3 separate regions of the Homo sapiens genome follow, and regions 2 and 3 are each linked to region 1. Evidence: chromatin contacts called from ENCODE Hi-C or POLR2A ChIA-PET data. All regions are on one chromosome and are shown on one strand. The core of a region is the stretch at or near the end of the contact, and the rest is flanking DNA. Distances in the headings are between cores, read along the strand shown.

The links. Hi-C counts contacts between places; a loop is a spot of excess contacts on that map. ChIA-PET counts read pairs that join two places held with the same protein, here RNA polymerase II (POLR2A). Pooled maps may share reads with other maps.
Region 2: a loop to region 1 is called in a map of endothelial cell of umbilical vein, with 9 times the contacts of the local background. The contact joins the enhancer-like site here to the promoter of MBNL1 in region 1. A Hi-C loop is called at or near these places in 5 of 168 maps with a recorded cell type or tissue (Caco-2, HCT116, PC-3 and 2 more) and 4 of 50 pooled maps.
Region 3: a loop to region 1 is called in a map of IMR-90, with 7 times the contacts of the local background. The contact joins the promoter of AADACL2-AS1 here to the promoter of MBNL1 in region 1. A Hi-C loop is called at or near these places in 4 of 168 maps with a recorded cell type or tissue (IMR-90, PC-3, PC-9 and 1 more), 1 of 37 single-sample maps with no recorded cell type and 4 of 50 pooled maps. POLR2A ChIA-PET finds 5 or more read pairs at or near these places in 2 of 52 experiments (A549 and PC-3).

What each region holds. Positions count from the first base shown.
Region 1 is chr3:152,266,544-152,270,843 of GRCh38, forward strand. MBNL1 (muscleblind like splicing regulator 1) reads left to right here and starts at 2,386. Exons shown (of 10, transcript NM_021038.5): 1 at 2,386-2,549. It overlaps MBNL1-AS1 (MBNL1 antisense RNA 1), which reads right to left and starts at 3,083. Exons shown (of 2, transcript NR_027038.1): 1 at 2,885-3,083; 2 at 1-2,529. RefSeq lists enhancers at 1,589-2,431, 1,874-1,973, 2,432-3,273 and silencers at 2,164-2,223, 2,274-2,323, 2,724-2,833.
Region 2 is chr3:151,974,148-151,978,232 of GRCh38, forward strand. No RefSeq gene overlaps it. Among named protein-coding and RNA genes, the nearest start is that of AADACL2-AS1, 48 kb to the left of the region's middle. Within about 2 kb of position 2,189, at least 6 of the 41 ENCODE cell types and tissues checked have a DNase peak (open chromatin) inside an H3K27ac peak, as active enhancers do; they include HCT116, PC-3 and endothelial cell of umbilical vein, where a contact is called at or near this core.
Region 3 is chr3:151,926,642-151,930,912 of GRCh38, forward strand. It overlaps AADACL2-AS1 (AADACL2 antisense RNA 1), which reads right to left and starts at 1,534. Exons shown (of 3, transcript NR_110203.1): 1 at 1,216-1,534. LOC107986047 (a long non-coding RNA gene) reads right to left here. Exons shown (of 3, transcript XR_001740567.1): 3 at 3,911-4,035.

The sequences.
Region 1 (4,300 bases), core at 1,136-3,635:
TGAAAATAAATTTCTACCACTAGGATTAGTCCTTAGTGGTTCGCAGGCATTCTAAGCAGAGGGGCATGGAAGCTAGCTAGGGCACCAACCTGCTAGCAGATGCAAAGTTTGCTCTACTAAGAAGTTAGGCCTTTAATATCACAGACAATGGGAGGCAAAATGAAGACATAAAAAGGCAAGTAGCAAGCAATTCAGTAGGCTAAGCCAGGGATTTGAGAGTCTCCCAAGGCTCCTCCCTTCCTCATTCCCTGCATGAGTCATTTTTCCAGTCTGTCCACACCCATTCACCCCTCCATCCCACACTCTCATTCACCCTCCAAGCTGCCGTCACAGGAACTTTCTGCAATACAAGTCCAGACTCCATCTCTGGCCCTTGCTGCCTAAACTTTCCTAGTTCATTAGTTTTGGCAGTAAAGTTGAGACTCGTTAGATCAACACAGACCTACTTTTAGTGTCATCTCCTGCCACTCTCCTGTACTACCCTACCCTCGCTTCTCACAGAAAGGCTGAGAAGGCTGGCAGACCCCTTGTATATACCCTGCTCCTTTCGTTTTCTTTGAGACAGGGTCTTTTAATGTCACCCAGGCTGGTCTCAAACTCCTGGCCTCAATCCTCCCTCCATGGCCTCCCAAAGTGCTGGGATTACAGGTGTGAGCCATGCCATCCAGCCTGCCCTGCTCTTTTCTCTTCTCCACCTGGACTCTACTCCCTTTTGATCTTGCCAACTTCTACACACCTTTCAAGGCACCAGTTAAATGTAAATCCTCCAGGAACCCTTCCTTTGCCATCCTCAGAGCCCTCATTGGATTGCTTCCCACATACAGCACTTATCCCTTATGCAGAATTAATCGGTTTGTCTCTCACCTACTAGAGGCGTTATCCTTGAGTGTAGGGACTGTCTTATCCATTCTTGCATCACTGGCATAGTAGGCACTAAATGTAGTTGCTGAATGCTTAATAAGAGGAATGGAAGTCTTCGTAGCTTGGGGTAGATACTAATGGGCAGATAGAAAGTTCCCATCCCTGTTCTCTGAGAAAGTGTCAGTGTTCTTTTAGTTTGCTTAAACTGTGTGGGTACTTGAGTCCTTTTAAACGATTAACGCTGGGAAGAGGCACCATTTAATTAATTAATTTGTTCTGGAAGGGATCAGTGTACAATTTTAACTCAGTGCTTTGTGGATCTAGCTAAAGGTCAAGAACTAAAGTCGGCTATTAGTGCCTCTGGAAGATATTTCTGCACTTTAGCACCTTTCTGATGTTTTTCCTTCACCTCGAGCTGGCCTCACTCTCTTCAACAAAACCGAACCTGCAGGAAGAATGTTGTACCATATCCAGCATTTTTGTCCCAACAAACATGGGACAAACGTTTTTCACTAGAATCATCCTTGAACAAGTTATCCGAATTCCTTACATTCAAAGGAAATCCTGCCCCCAGTCTCCAAAACTTCATCACATCACAGACGTTCAGGATTCTTTCCATTCAAAGCAAAGCCAAGTTACATCTTATAGCACCCAGTGAATTATGATATGGGGCTGCGGTTTATTTGCTCTGGCGACAATATGGCTTACTTGCCGTGGAATATCCCGGTATTTCAGAAGTAACATATTATTTTTAAAGAGGGAGCTTTGCTTTCTCTAAATCACATGGTGCAAAGTTGGGAATACAGTGGCCTGTAAATTACAAATATTATTTACAAACTAGAAGGAAAGCTGACATGTGTTTGTGCCTGTGTGACAGTTTCACTAAGGAATTCCAAAACTGTGGATAGCCTGTTACTTGAGAAAAATACACGGTGGCAGTCTTGCAGATGTTTTTCCCGCCTGTTAGCCCTCCAGGTTCAAAAACTGTTTGGTGCATTTTAAGGCGGCAGTCTCACCAGATCGCAGGATTCTAGTCTAATTGGCTTCTAACCTTCAATCTAACCTTGCCGGCTTCCTTGCAAAGCCCGGTGCAAGGGCCTCTTTCAAAATGAACCCACTGGTGTGCCTAGCAGTCGGTAGAAGAAGCGGGAGGGCGTCCGGTCTGCACGCCCGCCGCGAGGTTACAATGCTGAACGCATGAGATGGAAGATACCAACGGGAGGCCGAGGGGATCCACGGCGCCCGCGCGGGCTCCGGCTTCCTCCTGCTCTCGGCGCCGCTGGGCGACCGCCCATGACCCGCTCTTGCGGGCTCTGTCCGGTTGACAGGCGACCCTGTGGCCCGGGGAAGCGCGGGAGGGCGCCGGCGGAAAGTTGAAGAGCGTTTTTCTCGCCGCCGCGTGCATTAGGAGCTCGACGAGTCCGCCCTGGGCTTCCTGGTGGGGCTGGGCGGGCGGGGGAGGGGCCGCGCAGCAGCAGCGGAAGCCAGACCTCGGCGATAAGAGGCTGCACAGCGACATGCAACAGTCTTTTCACTGCAGCTGAATGAGTTGTGGCGCCCACAATGCTCCCATGACAAGGAGCTGACAAGTTCCATTTTCCGTCGCGGGCATCTTGGAATCATGACTCCCACAATGCCTTGGGCACTTGGTCGACAGTGGGGCCGCCTCTGAAAAAAAAATGTGAGAGGTAAGTTTCCATTTTCACAGTTTCCCCGCGCCGCTTCATTGTTCGGACTCCGGCGGGTCTGCCCGTGGCTGAAGGAGGAAGTGCGAGGAGGTGCTCGCCGGCCGCGGTTCTCCCGGGCAGGGGCGGGCCGCTCGCGGTAGTTGGTTTCGCGTCCCTCAGCACCTCCTGCCCGGGGGAAGGCGGGAGGGTGAGCCGCAGCCGCTCCTGCGCCCTTCCCTGCCGCGGGCTCTGCGGACGCTGTCACGGCACAGCCCGCGCACGGCTTGGCAGCCCAGCGGGACCCAGGGAGAAACAGGGGGGCGAGAAGAGAAACAGGTGCGTGCAAGTGTACTCACAACTTAATGACCTTTGTCGGGGGAAGGTGTGAGTCCCTCTGAGTCGAGCGGCGCGCGGGTCTTCCCGGCGGCTCCCGCATCCCTGGCCCCGGGGCTGCCATCCCGCCCGGTTTTCATCTGGGCCAAATATGTGCACGCAAAGGTTAATTCTCTGCTTGCTACCCATAAATTACGCATGACATGTTTAGCTGGGCTGCCTTATATGGAGAGTGCTGTATTTCAGGCCAGTTTGCCTTTTGCCAAGTTTACAGGGCGGAAGACGCCCTGTAGGAGAGGGCTGCCTCCTCCTTTTCTTCTTCTTCTTTTTTTTTTCATCGTTTTGTAGTGCGTCACTCAAAAACTGTAAGAAAAGTAAGTATAGAAGCTCTTTGGGTGGAGCCGCAGTTGGTTGAATTGCTTTCATGAAAGGTTGAAAAGAATGAAAAGTAGTTAGTACTTGGGTTCTGGTTTTTAGACAAAAGCAGGACAAATATGTAGCCACCCCCCAACTTTTTTTTTTTTTTTTAAACGGAGCCGGAATCTGTTATTGGTAGTAATGTGTCATGTGAGAATACTTTGATTCCAGAGCCTGTAACACGAGCAGGTATATGGTGGCGCTTATGCCTTCCCCTCGCACAGCACTTTACAACTACAGGGGTGTTGCTGCCAGAGTAATATTGTATTCTTAAGGCTCTCTGGGGCCGGGAGAGTATGCGGCTGTTGGGATTCTGGGGTGTATTTCCGTGGAGTATGTCTCCCCAGGATTAAAGTTAAGAAGCTGCCGGAAAGGTTGTTGCCGCTGACTTCACTTTGTGTGCCCACCAGCACAGGCACAAGTCATAGCAGATGGATGGCAAACTCTGCCATATACTCTGAGGAGTTTCTTAAATTAATACGCTAGGAGAGAAGTCATAATTAATGCTTTTAGACTTTCGAGCCCTCTGCAGCGTGCTTTGAAATACTACACCGGTGGACACTATGTCCCTTCCTCCTGGGTTTGAACACAGTGTCTGTTTATACACAGAGGGTGTTTAGTACCTAAGTATTCTATACCAGCACAAGAGAGCCACTCCACAGTTATCTCTCTGTGTGGATTCCTAAGTGTGTTGGTGTTTCTCCTTGCTGTTGAGATAAAATATTATCACCCAGAGAGAAAATGAAAGTTCAACGACTGTAAAATTTATCCCAGGAATGTGCAGTTCAATACTTAGAATGTCTTAGATGTAGTTATAGATAGAGGCACTGAATAAGTTATTTTGTAGCCTGAGAATGCACATCGCTGTCACTTGTATCTTGCTTTCTTAAAGTTGGTGACAACTAAGGCTAAACTTCTTTAGAAAACCTAATGTTCTAGTTTTTATCTGTTTTGTGTATTTGCATGGGAGTTACTTTATTATTATTATTATATTGTTAGGTCTTCTTTGAAAATGTAGGCAT
Region 2 (4,085 bases), core at 939-3,438, 290 kb before region 1:
GATGAGTTAGAATTTACCAAATAACATGTCCTAAGTGCAACCCTAAACTATGTTTTTTTAACAGTTGTAACTCCTGATACAGAAGGTCCTGGCACCATCTGGAGTCATGACTAATCTCGTGCATTTTCCCTAGAGGACAGAATTAACACACTGATCATAATCTCTTTAGCCATAATCTCCTTTAATCTTTTACAATCTCATTAGAACGTCCCCCAAACTCTGTAATGGACCTATTGTCAACTTCATTTAATGTATCCTTTTGTAATTCGTTACCTTAAATGGAAAATTTTATCATTTTAGAAATTTGGAAAATGTAGAAAATAATGTGAGCAAATGATTTAGCTCATATTTTACCAAAGAAAATATTTTATATATTTTCTCTTTTTAAAGATCTATTTTTACTTGGAGATCTTTTCTGGGTATACTTTTGCATCACTGTTTGATCTTTTCCCCTAAATGTTATCTGAGCATTTTCAACATGATCATACTTGTCATTATTTTTTATTATTATATAGTGTTTCTTGAAATAAAGGTATGGTTATTATCCTTCCACCATTCATTTATTTTGTCACTCATTAAAAATATTTATGGAGTGCTTCCATGTGCTACATACTTAGAAAACTCAGGCAGCAAGATAGAGATTATTTCTATCTTCATGGAACTTATAGCCTAACAGAGTTCATTGACATTTTAAAAAGCTATGCCAGTCAATAAATAAGCACAAATTGTGTTATGCACCATAAAAGGAAAAAAATTACAAAGTTGTTTGAGAAAGATATTGGAGAGCCTAATATTTATTTGAGTTTTAGGATACATTACAACCAACCGAGTAACTTTTGGGTTTTATGTCTGCATGTTTATTTCTCTTATCTTTCAATAGAATTATAAACTGGGAAGGTGAAGATTTTTTTGCTTATCATGTTTATACCTCCATGTGGCAGTAAATGTAGTATATTGAACACGGAACACTAAATAAATATGTATTCAATAAATTAATGATTTTTCTATAGGTATTTGTCTCCTTTTGAGGTTTTCTTGTTTTTGTTGGTGCTTGGTTTTGTACTGTTTTTCATATCTTTTATCACATAAAAATCATGGTGAACCCTAAATGGTTTGATTTATAAACATAACTTTTAAGCACAAGGTAAATGTTCTAAAGGAAAAGAAATGCCCAAATGTGTTTTCTCATGAGTTTAATATTCAAGTTCAATTATATGTTGAAAGATATGTTTCTGTGGTTTAGTGACAGATTAAAATATTGGTTTATCTTTATTATAGAGGAATAAATCCTATTAGATATAAACTCTTTGAAGCAAGAGGCTATGCTTTAAATTGGTTTCGATCAATATCCAGTGCCTTATAAAAAGAAGGTACGGCCGGGCGTGATGGCTCACGCCTGTAATCCCAGCACTTTGGGAGGCCAAGGCAGGCGGATCATGAGGTCAGGAGATCGAGACTATCCTGGCTAACATGATGAAACCCCGTCTCTACTAAAAATACAAAAAATTAGCCGGGCGTGGTGGTGGGCACCTGTAGTCCCAGCTACTTGTGAGGCTGAGGCAGGAGAATGGCGTGAACCGGGGAGGCGGAGCTTGCAGTGAGCAGAGATCAAGCCACTGCACTCCAGCATGGGCGACAGAGCAAGACTCCATCTCAAAAAAAAAAAGAAGATACCTGGTAATCAATGAATGGGTAAATGAGTAAATGAATGAATGCAAAATGGCCTTCTCTTTCATCAAACTTTATGTTCTCAAGCCATACACGTTTCATCTAGACTCCACAATGCTAGACGTTTTAGGGGGAGTTTTTCATTTTTTTGTTTTTTAATGATATTCCTAAGGTTTGAGCAGAACACCATAAAGATCATAACATTAAAATGAAATCAAAATTGGCCTTTTGCTTCCATTTTAGGGTTAACAGAAACACTGCAAGTTAGACTGCCAATCATCTCCCAATCAAATAAAATTCTTTGTTTTTCTTCTTTAGTTGTTATGTTTTATCTACATCCTTCTGCTATTCAGATGTTTTTCTCAAGTGACTTGGACATTGTAGTTCTCAGAAAAGATCTATTTTTACCAGTATGAATGAATTGTAGCTTAAGCTGCTTCCTGGCTGAGGAAGGTAGCTATTAAAACACTAACCAATAGAGGCTGGAATATGCCCAGTGGAAAGTGAGTGTACAGGAAAGCAAGCAAGAACACTGTCAGAAAAAGGAACATTTTAATGCATTCCAATGAGGCCAAAGATGCCACTAGGGTTTGAAAGGCAACCAGTTGTGATGAGCATCAATGACTCATGAAAACCACAATTTAGTTTACTTTACAGCTCCTGCTGCTGTTTCAGATGACTTAAGTCCTAAACTAATTAAGGAAAGTCACAGATTTCAGTATGGCCAAAGATAGGAATTGACCTATTTCCATCGATTTTCATTTCAGTGACACAATCATTGCTGGAGGCAATCCAACTTCTGTGAGTTTGACCTTTGTCATTAGAAAAATGAAAAAAATTAGATTTAATGATTTACAGGCTCCAATGCAGAATGATTGCTCCAAAAATAAGGTTTTCTAAAGAGAAAGAACTTTAGCGACATTCAAAATATTTCCAATTGACACACAGAAAAGTCTTGCTGTGCATTTGGAACTCTCTATTTCCACACATATCAAGGAAGGTTCGTGATGCCAGAGTTGCATTGGAGGTTCCCAAAGACCTCCTGGTTTTCCATATGGTAGAACCAGAACAGAAAGTCTTTCTAAACCCTGGGAAGCAGAGTAGCTTAAAAGTCAGCTAACTTCCATTCTAATAGCAGCTTCTGTGGAGTGAGGACATCACAATGTAAAAATGTAATCATATCTTTAAATTTTCCTTGTGGAAATAAGGTGTACAAAATTGAGCAAATCATTAACAGTACATAAATGGTCCACTGACAGACTTTTTTTTTTTTTTTTTGATTTGGAGTCTCACTCTGTTGCCCTGGCTGGAGTGCAGTGGCACGATCTCGGCTCACTGCAACCTCTGCCTCCTAGGTACAGGCAATTCTCATGCCTCAGCCTCTGGAGTAGTTGGGATTACAGGCACCTGCCATCACACCTGGGTAATTTATGTATTTTCAGTAGAGACAGGGTTTCACCATGTTAGTCAGGCTGGTCTCGAACTCCTGACCTCAGGTGATCTGCCTGCCTCGGCTTCCCAAAGTGCGGGGATTACAGGTGTGAGCCACCGCGCCCAGCCCAGACTATGAATTTATTAGGAAAAATAACATTTATAACAGTCAACCTAAGAACTACAATATTACTAGCAACTTATATTCATCCTGTGCTAACCTAGATCCATGCTTATCCACTCATTCTTCTGTCAAAACTAACGACTTTCTTGAGAATTTTGTGGTTTTCATTTTCTTGTTTTATTTATTTCTATATTATTTATGTCTTGCTCTAGCTATATATCATATATATCTATATCTAAAGAATATATTGTGTTTTTTTATTTTTATTTTTATTTTTTGGAGACGGAGTATCACTCTGTCCCCCAGGCTGGAGTGCAGTGGTGCGATTTTGGCTTATTGCAAGCTCCACCTCCTGGGTTCATGCCATTCTCCTGCCTCAGCCTCCCGAGTAGCTGGGACTACAGGCACCCGCCACCACGCCCGGCTAATTTTTTGTATTTTTAGTAGAGACGGGGTTTCACTGTGTTAGCCAGGATAGTCTCGATCTCCTGACCTCCTGATCTGCCCACCTCGGCCTCCCAAAGTGCTGGGATCACAGGCCTGAGCCTCCGCTCCCGGCGTGGTTTTTGTGTATACTGTTTTTAGTTTCCCGGAAATGCTTTTTTAAATTCAAATATTGTGTGCTAAGATCCCTACCTGTCGAATTTAGTTGTAGTTCATTAATTGTTCACTGCTGTATAATATTCTACTGTGTGAATATACTGCACTTCATGTATTCATTTTCTCATGGAGAGCAATTTGGGGTGTTTCCAGATCAGTTGTTTTCCTGTGGCAGAGAGAGTACAGAGAGTACTGCTATCAATATTTTTGTACAGGTATCCAAGTACCTACAGTTAAACTGTAAGTAGAATGGCTGAGTCAT
Region 3 (4,271 bases), core at 284-2,783, 340 kb before region 1:
CTGGAAGTCCACGACCAATTCTCAGTAAAGGGACACTGCATGGGTAGGAAAATGGTTGAAAGTAAACTTAGGTAGCTGAAAAGAGCCATGTCTGCCATGGCCTCGTGTTGAAGTTAGAGCAGAGCACACCTATTTATTCTGACAATTTAAGACCTCATTAACTAGACACTGCTTAGGGCAAATTAATTGTGTTGAAAGAGAAACACCCATCAATACATTTATTAAGTGTACCCCTATTATTAGAATCTTTATATTTTATATTCTGGGTAGGGTGGAGACAGCGAACTTGCTCTATAAATGATTAGTAAAGTGTTTTTTGTATATTTGAGTCAGACTAAAAAGTGTCCAAATATGTGCTAATGGTAACCCAGTCTCTAAAAATAAACTATGTGCCTGTTGCTTACAATGCTGGCTTCTTTGAGATCTATTTTACATGGTTTTTCCATGCCCAGAAAAAAAGAGGTGCGGCTCTTACTGCAAACACATTTGAAAATCTATCTGATGATTTTGTAGGGCCCAGAAAGCACCTAAACATGACTCACATATTACCAGCTTCAGAGCAACTGAAGCGATCGTAGCGATTGTTTTTTAACTCCCCACAGATGTTGGAAAATTACAAGGCTTGTGCTTCATAAAAATATCACTCTACCTACGCCTGGCTTCTGCCTTTATTTTAATGAATGAGAATGTGTAAAAATTTGGAATTGTGCATGTTTGAATTCCATAGGCAGTGATTAAGATTAACTAATTGATTGTGCAAAGCTTCAGAAAATTGAAACCAACTTGCTATATTTCATGGGCTTCTATCAAAACAAAATAAAGATTTGTTTGGCCTTTTTTTTTTTTTTTCATTTTCTGCTTTTATTGCCTCTTCTTTCTCCTTACATTTTATCAGAAGACAAATATTTTGGGGGCTTGAGGAGAACAGAAAAGGGCAAATTTCTCCATGTTATAACATTTTCTTATAGAATCTGACTCTGCAAAGCAGAGAAGTGATTCAGCTAACCTCCCTCAGGTTTTCTTTCCTAAATTTTATGCATGAGAAACTGATGCTCAGAAAGATGTTCACTGGTTATTCCCAGACCCAGAAAGCAAAGTCTATTTTCTTTATTCGAGCCATGTAACTACTACCAAAATTTTTCACTGAGTATAACCAAAACTAACTTCAGATGAGTTAAATCCAAAAGGAATTGTCAAAGTTTGTTGTATACTCACAGAATTTCCGGAAAAGCTGGAATGTTAGACTCTGAAAATGAGCAGGAACCACGAAAAGCTGAGTAGCAGGAACACGACCAAAATTATTCCTCAGGAAACGTTGGGATGGGCGTTATTGAGAGGTGACAGCGTGCTGGCAGTCCTCACAGCCCGCGCTCGCTCTCGGCGACTCCTCTGCCTGGGCTCCCACTTTGGCGGCACTTGAGGAGCCCTTCAGCCCACGGCTGCACTGTGGGAGCCCCTTTCTGGGCTGGCCAAGGCCAGAGTCCACTCCCTCAGCTTGCAGGGAGGTGTGGAGGGAGAGGCGCGAGCGGGAACCGGCGCTGCGCGCGGCGCTTGCGGGCCATCTGGAGTTCCGGGTGGGCGTGGGCTTGGCGGGCCCCGCCCCCGGAGCAGCGGGCGGGCCCCGCCGACCCCGGGCAATGAGGGGCTTAGCACCCGGGCCAGCGGCTGCGGAGGGTGTACTGGGTTCCCCGGCAGTGCCAGCCCACCGGCGCTGCGCTCGATTTCTCACCGGGCCTTACCTGCCTTCCCGCAGGGCAGGGCTCGGGACCGGCAGCCCGCCATGCCTGAGCCTCCCACCCCCTCCATGGGCTCCTGTGCGGCCCCGAGCCTCCCAGACAAGTGCCACCCCCTGCTCCACGGCGCCCAGTCCCATCGACCACCCAAGGGCTGAGGAGTGCGAGCGCACGGCGCGGGACTGGCAGGCAGCTCCACCTGCAGCTCCGGTGCGGGATCCACTGGGTGAAGCCAGCTGGGCTCCTGAGTCTGGTGGGGACGTGGAGAACCTTTATGTCTAGCTCCGGGATTGTAAATACACCAATCAGCACTCTGTATCTAGCTCAAGGTTTGTAAACACACCAATCAGCACCCTGTGTCTAGCTCAGGGTTTGTGAATGCACCAATCAACACTCTGTGTCTAGCTACTCTGGTGGGGCCTTGGAGAACCTTTGTGTCTAGCTCAGGGATTGTAAATACACCAATCTGCACTCTGTGTCTAGCTCAGAGTTTGTAAACACACCAATCAGCACCCTGTGTCTAGCTCAGGGTTTGTGAATGCACCAATCGACACTCTGCATCTAGCTACTCTGGTGGGGCCTTGGAGAACCTTTGCGTGGACACTCTGTATCTAGCTAATCTGGTGGGGACGTGTAGAACCTTTGTGTCTAGCTCAGGGATTGTAAACGCACCAAATCAGCGCCCTGTCAAAACAGACCACTGGGCTCTACCAATCAGCAGGATGTGGGTGGGGCCAGATAAGAGAATAAAAGCAGGTTGCCCCATCCAGCAGTGGCAACCCGCTCGGGTCCCCTTCCACACTGTGGAAGCTTTGTTCTTTCACTCTTTGCAATAAATCTTGCTGCTGCTCAGTCTTTGGGGCCGCACTGCCTTTATGAGCTGTGACACTCACCGCGAAGGTCTGCAGCTTCACTCCTGAGCCAGCGAGACCACAGAACCCACCAGAAGGAAGAAACTCCGAACACATCCGAACATCAGAAGGAACAAACTCCAGACGCAGATGCGCCACCTGAAGAGCTGTAACACTCACCGCGAGGGTCCGCGGCTTTATTCTCGAAGTCAGTGAGACCAAGAACCCACCAATTCCGGAAACATTATGGCCGCACTGCAGAATACCAGGTATTGCCCCTACCAACCCCGGACATTGCCTGTCATTAGCGCTGTCACCAGCACTGTTCAGACTCTGGAACTCTTGTCTCTGCTACCTGCACTGGGACAAAAATCTCCTTTGTCCCTGTATCTTTGCATCACTTGCTCTAGAGTGGATTTCCTGGCAGGTTATATGCCTTTATCCTCGGTACTGCAAAATCTGCAAAAGCAAGCGCCCATCATTTCTTACTTTTGTGGACACCGAAAGTAATGGATAATTCCTTACCCCATTCCTTGCCCAAGAAAGGAAGGGACTGCATGTGATAGGCAGCCACCACCACCAGTGATATCAGCCTAACATATCATGTTTATATTATTCAGTTAGAAAAGGAAAAAATGGCCACTTTTAAACAACATTTATATAATAAACAGTTAAAAAAAAGGAAGAAGCTGCACAACCCAAAGAATGTAGAAGAAAGAGCCCCTCTGCTACATCTAAACCAAACCTGTTACTACTTTGCCATGTTACCTTGAACAGGACCCTTCACCTCTCTGCTCCTGTTTCATTGTCTTACAAATGAGGGGTTGGACCAAGTGATCTTAAGGTCCCTTCTTTTTTGATATTCTCTAACTAAAACATGACAGTATCAAAGGGGGAGACTAGGTGGCTTAGTCTGTGGCTTTGCCAATCAGATCTCAATTGGAAGAAACAATCATGAGGTTGAAAGCAGGTTTGTGCAAACAGACAAGAAAGAAAACCAAGGTATTTTTTAAAAATTGTATCATTTGTGCTCTGATCCAGAAAGGGAAATGGGTTTTTTTGTTTGTTTGTTTGTTTGTTTGTTTTGGAAATGGAGTCTCGCAATTCTCCTGCTTCAGCCTCCCGAGTAGCTGGCACTATCAGTGCACGCCGCCACGCCTGGCTAATTTTTTCTTTTTTAGTAGAAATGGAGTTTCACCGTGTTGCCCAGGCTGGTCTCAAACTCCTGAACTCAGTCAATCTGCCCACCTCGGCCTCCCAAAGTGCTAGGATTACAGGCGTGAGCCACCGCACCTGGCCAAGGGAAAGATTTTAAAATTCATCTCAAGGGGTAAAATATTTGTCACCAACTAGAAAGCAGAATATCATATCAGAAAAAATCACTCTCACCTTTGTCCATATGCTGGAAGGCAACTGGAGTAGCCATCTGGATTCATTCATAAAAATTTGCTCTGTTAAAGCAAAGTGGATACAAGAGCACTTGGTAAGCCAGGACTGTATTGTTTCTGCATCATTAAGGTTACTCCTGTTGTCATTTTCATTGAAATCATAGGCATCATCTGGCAGGCTTTTTTGTTTTTTTGTTTTTTTTTTAATTAAGGGCTAGGGTTTTGTTGTGTCAACCAGGCTGGAGTGCAGTGGCATGGCCATAGCTCACTGCAGCCTCAAACTCCTGAAACAATTCTCC